4 separate regions of the Homo sapiens genome follow, and all the other regions are linked to region 3. The links are chromatin contacts, found by Hi-C or POLR2A ChIA-PET in ENCODE. All regions are on one chromosome and are shown on one strand. Each heading gives the region's core, a stretch centred on a gene start or an enhancer-like site at or near the end of the contact. The rest is flanking DNA. Distances are from core to core; before and after follow the strand shown. Region 1 holds the start of EVI5 (ecotropic viral integration site 5). Region 2 holds the start of RPL5 (ribosomal protein L5). Region 3 holds the start of ABCD3 (ATP binding cassette subfamily D member 3). Region 4 holds the start of DIPK1A (divergent protein kinase domain 1A).

Region 1 (2,700 bases), core at 171-2,670, 1.6 Mb before region 3:
TGTAGTCCCAGCTACTCGCGGGGCTGAGGCAGGAGAATTGCTTAAACGCAGGAGGTGGAGGTTGCAGTGAACCAACGTCGCCACTGCACTCCAGTCTGGCGACAGAGCGAGACTCCCTGTCAAAAAAAAAAAAAAAAAAGAAAAGAAAAGAAAAAGAAAAAGAGCTTCTGGTACACTGGTGAAATTCTACTAACAAAATTTTAAAACAAAAAAAGTTACTTACATCAGCTCAGAACAAAGATTAAAAACTACCAGCAGATCACTTTTCTTTAACTTCAGTAAGCACTGGAATTCATTCTTTCGGCAAAGAAAGGAGTTTATTATTCAACACTGTAACCCAAAGAAAAGATACCACTTCAAGAAAATACTTCTTTTCGAAAGCAGCTCTACCAGCAATAGATAGGAGGAAAGCGAGGAAACCATTCCAAAAGGCTTGGTTTAACTCTTGGGTGAAAGGATGCCAAATGAGATGATCTAAGAAGCCCCAAAGACAGACAGACAGACAGACACAGGGAAATCACAGCAACTCTTTTGAGTGGAAACACCAACACCACAATCCAACCTACCGGAAATCCTGAGGTTAATTTGAGGCTTGCCCCACTAGTCATAAGGTGATTCAGGAATGGCTACAAACTCTTCTCAAGTTCATTCTGGACCTGGCACATCTGTCTTGCCCATCAGCAGCCTGGAGACACGCCATGCGCAGAATCCCGGAGGCCAAGTAAAGACGCCAACTTTGCAAGTCAGGGGGGCGAGTGCTCTCGCCCCTCAGGTCCCCAAAGGGAACCGACTTCTGGCCTCGAGGGTGGGGTGCAGGGTCAGTGTCCTCCACGGGATTTACGAGGACGTGCCCCCGAAGCTGCTCCGTCCCTCCACCGCCCTGGGACGCCACAGTTAGACCCGCCGACGAGTTTCTTCCCCAGCGCCCACGAGAAGGAGGGCTGCGGGCGGCGGCGGCGGCGACAGGCGAGGAAGCGAGTGCAGGGAACTTAGGCCCTGGCGGGGCCAGGCGCGCCCGCCCCGCTCCCACAGCAAAACTTGCGGCGGCCCCCGCCCGCCGCGCCTCGGCCCAGCTGTGCGCCAGCGGAACACGGACTCACCGCCCGCCCGGCCTCCCGGCCCGCCCGGCCTGGCGCAGCGCCCCTCACCTTGGAAACGTTGAGTAGACTTCGCCGTAAACATTAACTTCCCATCCAGCCGGCAGCCGCGCCGCCGCGTCTCAGCGCCTCGGCCCCGCTCCTGGCTCCACGGGTCGCCCGTCCCGAGTTCCCAAAAGCACCACGCTCACTCAGAAGCTCAGGGCCGCCTCGCGACCCTCACCTACCCCTCCCGGCACCGCCGCTGTCGGAACTGCAGCCAGCCCCTTGCCAGCTGGCCAGCTGGTTCCTCCGGGGTCCGGCCCGGCCGCGTCAGGAGAGCCCAAGGCGCAGGCGCGGGAGGGCCTTAAAGAGACCCGGCAGCCTCTACCGCAGAATGGGTTGGAGCAGGTTAGGGGCCGGGCGGGCCGGCCGAGAAAAGGAGAAGGCGAAGGGATTGGACGGAGTGCAGAGGAGGCGGGGAAATCGCTCTCGCCCTCCGCCTCTCTTTCAAAGCACCAGCCTTCAGTCCTGCAAGTCGCCGACTTCCCCGGCCACTGGAACCGCCCCTTCCATGTTAAAACGGTAGAAGACACACCCCCTCGGGGGCCCGAAGCGACCCCGAGCTTAGGACTGCAGGCCTCGCGCTGCCGCACCGACGCGGAGCCTGACTTTCAGGGCCCTGGCACGCGGTGCTGACGCGCATGCTTCGGAAGGCAGCCCCGAGCTCCCCCAGAGGTGGCCTTAGGGCACTCGCAAAAACAATAATCAACGCGTAAATGACACTTGTAATTGTAATGTACTCTTACACGTGTCTTCGCATTGGGTTTATGCAGACTACTGCAGGGGGCAGAACATGGGCACGAATACGTAAGATTCAGCCGGGCAGCCCTCCAGCGTCAACGAAGACATTCTTAGAAGGAAAGTACTTTGTTTGGGACGGAAACAGCCTATTAATTTCTGGTCCAGGAAAAGCAGGCAAGAAAAAGTAAAAAGGCAATACAGATTACTTTCATTATATGTTTAGAAGTGACAGCCGGGCGCGGTGGCTCACACCTGTAATCCCAACACTTTGGGAGGCCGAGGCGGGCGGATTGCCTGAGGTCAGGAGTTGGAGACCAATCTGGCCAACATGGTGAAACCCCGTCTCTACTAAAAATACAAAAAAAAAAAATAGCCCGGCGTCGTGGCGTGCGCCTGTACTCCCAGCCAAGCTACTCTGGAGGCTGAGGCAGGGGAATTGCTTGAACCACGGAGGTGGAGGTTGCAGTGAGCCAAGATCGCGCCACTGCACTCCAGCCTGGGCGACAGAACGATACTCTGTCTCAAAAAAAAAAAGGGACAAAAATTATAATAATTAGCAGCACAAGAAACTCCGGAATTATTTGTCTAGAAATTAGTATCCCTATTTTTAAATTTAAATTTATAAGACAGAATTCGCAGATGGGTTTCCACTGAACTAAGCATTTCAGAAAAAAAAAAAAAAAAAAACCTTACTTTTTTTTCAACAAGATTAGGAAATACCAAGAAATAGGAAGTAAAGCCATGCCCTCCACCCAGCTAAAAACTTTGAAAACTTGAACTTTTATCTGAGGCATATGTTTGCATAACTTTAGGTTGTGCC
Region 2 (2,700 bases), core at 201-2,700, 1.6 Mb before region 3:
CCCAAAATGCTGGGATTACAGGCCTGAGCCAGCACATCCAGCCTGCTTCATGACTTCTTTCTTTTTTTTTTTTTTTGAGACGGAGTCTCACTGTCGCCAGGCTGGAGTGCAGTGGTGTGATCTCGGCTCACTGCAACCTCTGCCTCCTGGGTTCAAGCGATTCTCCTGTCTCAGTCTCCCGAGTAGCTGGGACTACAGGTGCGTGCCACCATGCCCGGCTGGTTTTTGTATTTTTAGCAGAGATGGGGTTTCACCATGTTGTCCAGGATGGTCTCGATCTCTTGACCTCGCGATCCGCCTGCCTCGGCCTCCCAAAGCGCTGGGATTACAGGCGTGACCCACCGCACCTGGCCTGAGCTACCGTGCCCGGCCCACAACTTCTAAATATTCAGATGAATAGTATGTGGGTCTTCCTATGAACCCTTGCCCTAAAACATGCAGAAGTTAGGAGTCGGCCTGTTTCCAGGCAGACTTTCCTTCCTGATGCTTTTGCCTCCAGTGTAAGCAGGGCCTGACCAAGACATGGAGCACCTTTGGTAGGCTAATAACTTGATAATCCACCAAAATGAAGGTTTTTAAATATTTTCTATAAATACGAATTGAATACCTCTTTCTTTACCCTTTCAAAGGTGGCTCCACAAAAGTAGAATCACACTTCCTGTGAAAAGTGTTTTAAGTTTTCTCCTCTAGAGCTCTGTTGACATCGGCCATAGCGAACTCTGTTTATTTTTCCTATTATATAAGGAATTACAAGTTGGAATCAGAAGTAATTGGCATCCTAATCCTGATTTATTCTAGTGGCAGTGTTTTGGAGTCACTTAACCCTGTCATCCTGGTTGGCCGTCCCTTCTCCCAGCTCTAACGGTGAGCAGCTGATACCCTGCTAGGTGCTGGAGAGTCAGAGGTGGACATCAGGGCCCACCTCGAAAAGTTGACAGTCTGTGGTGGGCTGAAGCCAGTAGAAAGCTGCTGTAGGAAGGCAGAGGAGTGGCCCCTATCCCAGGCTTGGGGCTCTCAGGGAAGGCTTCCTGGGGGTGAGATGGGAGGGTGGGTCCATATGCTCTTGGACCAGAATGAGTAGCCCAGAGAAGGCAAGAGGGCTCCCAAGCAAACTTGTCCTATTTAATTTTTTTTTTTTTTCCTGCTTAGAAAAGCAAAATGCGTTATGAACAAAACAAAACAAAACAAAACAAAACAAAACAAAACAAAACAAAACAAAACGCTGTAGCAAAGAAAGCGAAAGGCTCCAGTAATCCTCCCTGCTCCTCCTCACCGCACGGATCCTGTGAGATACCCCGAGCATTGGAACCTGGAGAGCTTGGGCAGGCATTCACCCTCCTTCCAGCAGGGGGCGGAACGTAAAACGCCTTGTGGCCGACGCCCTCTCTCTTTCACACGTCACTGGCGTGACCGTCCGCGCTACATACTGCGCCTGCGCAAGGGCTGTGGCCCTTTTCCCACCCCCTAGCGCCGCTGGGCCTGCAGGTCTCTGTCGAGCAGCGGACGCCGGTCTCTGTTCCGCAGGATGGTGAGTGGATGCCTCGGTCTCGGGGCTTTAGATGCATGGAGGTTCCCTTTTCTTGCCCGTATGCCAGCCTAGGGCCCGTCTCGCGCGTCGCAGGGGCCGGATGGCGTTAGATTGCTAGCTCTGACTTGGTCGAGGTGCAGTTCCCAGCGTGGCCTTAAATGGCTGCCGCCCGGTGCGCGAACTTGGGGGGAGGGGTTGGCGAAGAAGGGTTGCGTGAGCTTGGACGGCGGATTGGGGAGAAGGGTGAGTTTAGTAGACAGCCTGAGTGCGGATACTGCCGTCTAGTGTGAGGGGGCGCTGGCAAGCGGCCGGGCGTGAGAGGTCGCAAGCAGTCGACCTCAGCCTAGCTGGGGAACGCCAGAATGGAGGGGGGCTGCAGGTCCTCGGGTCCCACTCGACCTCCGAGTACCGAGTACTTCGTGGGTTTTCCAGGAGAATGTCGGAGCCGGCAAGTCTTAGATTTAGGAAGCTTGTGCCCGTGGGCTGAGCAAGTGGCTTTTAAGCCAAAATTGTCAGTGGAGCTTGGAGGCCGAGGGGTCCCTGGGCCCCGGAAGCTCCTTTAACATGGAATACGTGCCTCCTGCCTCTTCCTCTAGAGTCCGTCGCCGGATGAGTTTTTAATTATTGGGGTAGGGCCCCAAGGGTGGGATGAAATGTTGCTTTAGCTGATGGGGAACAGTGCTGTTTTAGTGGGGGAATTACTGCTGAATGTGCTCTTGCCCAGTTAAGCTTTGTGGCAGGTAATTTAGGCTTTTGAAAAACATAACATGGGAAGCGAGAGAGGTACGTAGTTGTTATTTGAGGCTAGGTTTTCGAAGTGGGACATAGCGTGTTCCGAACAAACCGACGTTTGGCATCACTGATTGCTGTCTGGAGCAGTGCTTCGCAAAAGTTTGGCACAATTACCGGTGCTGGTCCTTGAAGAAACAAATATGGAAATTGAAAGCGTTTAAAACCTTTTGAAAGCAATATAACAATAATTTTATACCTGTTAAATGTAATAAATTGGGGCCTGCATTTTGTATGTTTCTTTTATTCCATATTTCTCTAAGGATTCATTTTTATTGTTTTATGAAACTACTAGTCTGTGACATGGAAGGTAGAGGAAAAAGATTCTTGACCCTAGTTGCTTGTGAAACCTGGGATTCTACAAGTGACAGTTGTCTGTTTAC
Region 3 (2,700 bases), core at 127-2,626:
GGGTCTCCATTCTGAACGCTCCCATGTATACACATTAAATTTGTATGCCTTTTCTCCTATTAATTTTTTCTTCTATTAATCTGCCTTATGTCAGCGGTTTTCAGTTAACTTTCAGAGGGCCAAAACCTTTTGTCCCTCCAGGTAATGAAAATGTCCACATGACAAATAGTGAATTAGTAGGAGCTTCAGTTCTGCATAATTTAGAATTCACTGTTGAGCACCTCTATACGCATGCCATTATTGTACCTCGTCTTTGTGATCCTCATAACCTGTATTAGGCAACAGCTCATTTATATTGAGAAAACACCTAGGGCACAGCACCACTACTTTGTAGGCTACTTTAATATGTATGTGCATTATGCGAGGTTTTATGAGCTTATTTTCTGACACACTTGCTTTTCTCCAGTTTCCTCAGCTGAAAACAGCGATTCACTGTTACTGTATATATGCTAGGCTCAATGCTGGCGATAACAATTCCTGCAACATAGGGTCAGACAGGAGAAGAATGTTGTAATCTGCAAAGCCCTTCTGATTCTGGGAGTGAGGCCAGCATTAATACAACGCACGATTGTTACTTCTGAATGTCCCTTTGCAAAGAACAGTGTTTCTCAAACTTTTTTCTGACCAGATCTGCATACATTTTACATCGCCGCTGGCGATACATACGTGCAAAACACTGAAATCGAAATTTCTCTAAACAACTCCTTTACTACGTGATGTACTGTGAAACTTTTCTATTTTGTTCTATTCTCAATTTTATTAAAAACGGAGGGTGATGATCCCGATCTACCAAACCAATTTCACAATGCGCTAGAGATTATAACCCGCGGTTTGGAAAATACTGGCTTGGAAAAAGCTCTTTGATCTGTGTCATTCTCCTCACATCTCCCTACACCTCTGCGGAGTTCCGATTGTTTGGTTTCGTCCTGATAATCACTGTGCTGTGTTTTCCCTACACGCTCTGTGACGGGGCCGTCCGCCTCCTTCCTGGGCTCCTTTAAGAGGGTGGTAACGGTACATCACCGCGGGAGTGGAGAGGCAGGGCCCACTAGGTCGTCGCTGCAGGCCAGGCCCGCTCATCCAGTTATTGTGAAAGCCGGGGTGTGCGCGCGAAGAGTGGGAGGGTAGGGGTGAGGCAGGGGCAGCACTGACGCCTCGCAGGGCTGAGTAGCAACAGCTCCTCCGCGCCGCGTTTCCGGAGACCCTGAAGGAGTCCGCGCGTGCGCAGAGCGCGTCCCGGGAACTGTTCCGCCCACGGAGGCTGCCGAGCGCGCTCCCGCCGGGCCAAAGTACAAAGTGGGCTCCAGAGCGCGGGCGGCGCGGCGGCGCGAGCCAGGGGGCGGTCCTGCGCGGCCGGCCCCGCCCTCTGCTCTCCTCCCAGTCTCCCCCGCGCTGCGTGCAGTAAGGTAGCCGCCGCCGCCGCCGCCGCCGCGTCCCCTCGCCGGCTCGCTGGTACCGGCAGTGCCATGGCGGCCTTCAGCAAGTACTTGACGGCGCGAAACTCCTCGCTGGCTGGTGCCGCGTTCCTGCTGCTCTGCCTGCTCCACAAGCGGCGCCGCGCCCTCGGCCTGCACGGGTAAGAAGGCCCGTAGCCGTGCAGCTTTCCCGGGCTGGAGCGGGCGCTCCCCGCGCGCTCTCTCTCCCCACCCGGCCGACAGGTCTCTTTGCCCGACGGGGTCGGGCGGAGAGAGGGCCGACCGCGACTGCCGTGGGACTTCAATGTCAGGGTGTCCGCGAGTCCCCGCCACGACGGCGTCGGTCCCAGCTGGCCTGTCCGGCGACCTCGCTCCACCCCGGGAGTGCGAATTCTTCTGTGCCCGCGGGCGAACCGGCGCCCAGCCAGCACTCAGGCAGCGGCCTCCAGTTGGGGGTGGGAGGGGGATGCGGTGTGTCCCCCACCCCCTTCCCTACATCACCCCCTTCTGTGTCAACTTTCTGGGTGTGTTCTGGTTTTGCCATCTCATCTTCAGACCGTGAAGGATTTGTTTTGGGGACGTGGATGTGTGATTGAGGATGGGGATTGGATTCGCCAGGCTGGAGGCTGGTGTCTAAGTCACTTGGACGAGGTTTGGCTCGATTCCCGACTAACTGCTATTGAAAGTCGCGAGGGTGGCTTCTATGAAACTATTCCCGGTCCACTTGGCAGGATTGCCGTCTAAAGTGGTGAGCCCTTGGAGTCGGTGAACCCTTTGGTCGGTGAACATTTGGTCGGTGGCATTTCATCCGGAAAGGCTGGATCGGTTCTGTCGGACTTAGAGGGAAATGTTTTCCTTCCTGGGCTCTGTAGGTGAAAGATGAGAGTGTGGTTTAGGTGAGGATCAAGCTCCTTTTTAATGACACGCCACTGCTTCCACCGCGGGAGAATTTCAGTGCTTAGATTTAACTTTGGGAGGTTATCAGTTCAGAAAAAGTAAAAAAGAGAGAGCTGAATTACGGTTGCGACATACAGGTATGTATGTCACATACATGCAATTTTTATTTGCTGGACAAGTGAAAGAGAAAAGGCTACTTCCCAAGCGTTCTTGCCAGTCATTGAATATTTCGTATTAAATCTTGACATACTACTTTCATGAATTTTATTTCATTCATTCCTCTGAGCAGGTACTGTTGCCTCCCGTGTTTGATTTGCCTACAATATCTAATTAGTAGTAAAATTTGGGCTAAAACACAAATAGACTTCTAGTTTATAGTACCCTTTCC
Region 4 (2,702 bases), core at 98-2,597, 1.5 Mb before region 3:
TTCTAGAAGGGGTTGTGACAGTGTTACTCAAGTGCACAATTACTATTGGTGGTGCTTGCTACAAAGACTCAGTTTTATTCGTACACGCTTAATATCATGGGTTGTCAAATCATGCTTCCAATTTGCAATACGTCACTCATTTCAGGGTAATGACTTACACATACAATTTTCAAACAAAAATGTAAGATTTACTTGCCTCATGATGGTTACCTTCTCAACTTTTTTCATAATTTATAAAAGCACCAGCTGACCCCAAATCATCTACCTCTTGGCCTTTTAATGTAAGCGGTAAAGGAATACTGTCCTCTGAATGCAGCGTTGGCTAACACTGCTGACCCACGCAAGGCATTGATTTGTAGTTGTTTTTCCATCGGAGTGATGGATTTGCGCTCAGCTACTCGCGGTGTCTACTAGGTCCCCCTGGTGACCAAACAGTACACTTAGGCAGTAGTAGGGTTCCAAGGCACAGACTGGCAGCGGAACAGAGGGTGGAACGGGAAATCATGAAAAATTAACACGCGAACCGTACACACGACATGACTGAGAATTACGTTTGCATTACTAGGGTATTTGGGATCCACAGACCAGCCACTAGCCCCTTTCCTTTAAAAAGCAAACACCCATCCGCCTGGTTCAGGCTTATCGGTCTCCACCTCCCATTTAAATCTTGGGTGTGATGGAACGACCCAACCAAGGGGCTCGGCACGAGGCACACGCTGCTTTTTGGAGCCTGGGGAAACACTGGTGTGACAAATTGTCATAATTTTCTAAGACACGGAGGAATGCTACACCACCTTTCCTACCACCGACTTAAGACCCAAGACACTGAGTCAAGGGCAACCGACCTGCGGGGGCCCACGGGGGAGGGGGGAAAGCCCCGAAAACACCAGGGAGAAGGCGGCCCGTCGAGCTCCGCCTGGAGCGGCGCAGGGCTGCGGGCAATGCCCGGAGCGCGGGGTCGTACCCAGGTCACGTCTCGGGGCTCTCAGGATGCGAGGGCGTACCCGGGCGGGACGACTCGGGCCCTGGAGCCCGGCTGGCCGCGGCGCGGGAGCCGCGAGGGCCGCGGTGGGGGGCGTCGGCAGAGCCGCTGAGGGGGCTGGGGAGGGCGCGCCGCCAGGTGCCGGACGGCAGGGGGCAGCGGGGTTCGGGCGGGCACAGACCCAGGGAGGGAGGAGGGGAGCGGGCGAGTCCTGCGCGGCGCGGCAGGGCACACGGCCGGGTGCTCCCGCAGCTGGTGGCTGGGCGGCCGCCGGCCTACCTGGAGGTAATAGGGTTTCCTTAGCCAGGCCCCCGGACAGAGACTCCTCGCCATGGTAATCACACATCGCCCCGCCGCGCTGCAGTCAGAGGCGGACCCGAGCGCTGGCGGCCGGGCTCCCCGCCTCCCCCCGCCTCCCCGCCCCCTGCCCGGCCGGGCCCGCCCACTCCCCCGCCCCCGCCGCGGCGCGCGCCGCGCTCCCCTCGGCCCGGCTGCAGTGAAGGCGGCGAGAGGCCAGAGGCCCAGCCTCCTGCCCTGTTCGCCCGCCGGCCGCCGCGGCTGTCAGAGAGGCTGCTGCCGACTCCGCCATAAAGGGGAGTCGCACCTCGCCTCCGCCGACACAAATCGACTGCGCCTGGAGCTTAAAGGGGAGGCGCGCGGAGGCGGGAGGGGGCGCCGCGGCAGCGGGGGTGTCGCACGCTCGGCGCGGATTGGGGCGTGCTTCTCGCTGGCTGATGCGGCGACCCCCGGACCGCGCTGGCCTCGCAGTCTGCTCCGGCTTCCGGCTCCCCGCGCTGCGCCCAGCTGCGCGTCCCGCCACCCGCCCCGGCAGCACCGACGCTCCCCATGGACTCTTCTCCTGGAGTCAGGACGTGTCTGGACGGGTTGTTTGGAAATTCAAGGGAAGCTTGGGGCTCCTTCCCTGGGGACTGGCTCGTCCTCCCTCGCCCTTGGTGGCGGTCGGGGGAAGGGGGTGTCTGCCGCAGCTGGAGACGCAGACCGGGGCATCCCCCCAGGACTGGGCTCAGCTTCGAACGCGGACAGGGCGCCCCACTGCTGAACTCGGTGCCCCCCTTACCACGCTCCAGTTCGCCTCTAACGGCCTACAACTTTTTTTAAAAATGTACTTTTAAAAAATTCCGACTTTTTTGGTTTATATTGTTTTTAAGACAGCTTCAGAGTTTTCCTGGCCCCGTCCAGGAACACTGATTTCAAAAGAAAACAAAAACAAAAACACCGAATTAAATACAGTCCTGAAGGCAGGGAGCCTGGGACGTGGCCTGCTGCTTGGTTAAGGCTACATAACACAGGGTGTGGTGTCTTTCTTTTGACAATGAGTTCCAAATAAGGGAAAAAAGAGCCACCCTAGTGGGAGAACAGCTGTTGATCCAAGTGACTTGTAATGGAAGAAGCAGCTTTTTTTTTTTTTTTTTTTTTTTTGGCTGCTTTTTACCCCACCTACCACGTTTAAGCGTGATGCTAACAAAGTTTAGGTGGCCCGTTAGAGCTCATTCCGGCCTGTTGCTCTGAGAAGGGGTTTCCCCAGAAGCAAACCATTACTCATTCTCACTTGGTTTTTGCATAAGCCTTGTTCAGGTGCCTTGTTCTGAAGAGATACCTTCATGTCTGCCCCTTCCCTCAACCCACACACAGACACAGGTTTTAAACCTAGGTGATTTTTGTTGTGGTGGTTGTTCTTTCTGTTTTTGAGAGGGGTCTT

The links. Hi-C counts contacts between places; a loop is a spot of excess contacts on that map. ChIA-PET counts read pairs that join two places held with the same protein, here RNA polymerase II (POLR2A). Pooled maps may share reads with other maps.
Region 1: a pooled map shows a loop between it and region 3 (13-fold over the local background). The contact joins the promoter of EVI5 here to the promoter of ABCD3 in region 3. A Hi-C loop is called at or near these places in 1 of 37 single-sample maps with no recorded cell type and 7 of 50 pooled maps. POLR2A ChIA-PET finds 5 or more read pairs at or near these places in 1 of 52 experiments (T-cell).
Region 2: a map of CD8-positive, alpha-beta T cell shows a loop between it and region 3 (27-fold over the local background). The contact joins the promoter of RPL5 here to the promoter of ABCD3 in region 3. A Hi-C loop is called at or near these places in 3 of 168 maps with a recorded cell type or tissue (CD8-positive, alpha-beta T cell and naive thymus-derived CD4-positive, alpha-beta T cell) and 9 of 50 pooled maps.
Region 4: a loop to region 3 is called in a map of OCI-LY7, with 8 times the contacts of the local background. The contact joins the promoter of DIPK1A here to the promoter of ABCD3 in region 3. A Hi-C loop is called at or near these places in 3 of 168 maps with a recorded cell type or tissue (CD4-positive, alpha-beta T cell, OCI-LY7 and naive thymus-derived CD4-positive, alpha-beta T cell) and 10 of 50 pooled maps. POLR2A ChIA-PET finds 5 or more read pairs at or near these places in 1 of 52 experiments (CD8-positive, alpha-beta memory T cell).

What each region holds. Positions count from the first base shown.
Region 1 is chr1:92,783,688-92,786,387 of GRCh38, forward strand. It overlaps EVI5 (ecotropic viral integration site 5), which reads right to left and starts at 1,421. Exons shown (of 20, transcript NM_001350197.2): 1 at 1,149-1,421. RefSeq lists a silencer at 1,002-1,271 and an enhancer at 1,542-1,821.
Region 2 is chr1:92,830,590-92,833,289 of GRCh38, forward strand. It overlaps RPL5 (ribosomal protein L5), which reads left to right and starts at 1,451. Exons shown (of 8, transcript NM_000969.5): 1 at 1,451-1,528. The coding sequence starts at 1,526. It also overlaps a transcript of DIPK1A not described here. RefSeq lists enhancers at 1,200-1,249, 1,253-1,891, 1,420-1,739, 1,892-2,529.
Region 3 is chr1:94,417,013-94,419,712 of GRCh38, forward strand. ABCD3 (ATP binding cassette subfamily D member 3) reads left to right here and starts at 1,377. Exons shown (of 23, transcript NM_002858.4): 1 at 1,377-1,576. The coding sequence starts at 1,467. RefSeq lists enhancers at 566-1,357, 1,829-1,968 and a silencer at 1,119-1,498.
Region 4 is chr1:92,960,115-92,962,816 of GRCh38, forward strand. It overlaps DIPK1A (divergent protein kinase domain 1A), which reads right to left and starts at 1,348. Exons shown (of 5, transcript NM_001006605.5): 1 at 1,262-1,348. The coding sequence starts at 1,315. RefSeq lists silencers at 909-1,468, 1,629-1,708.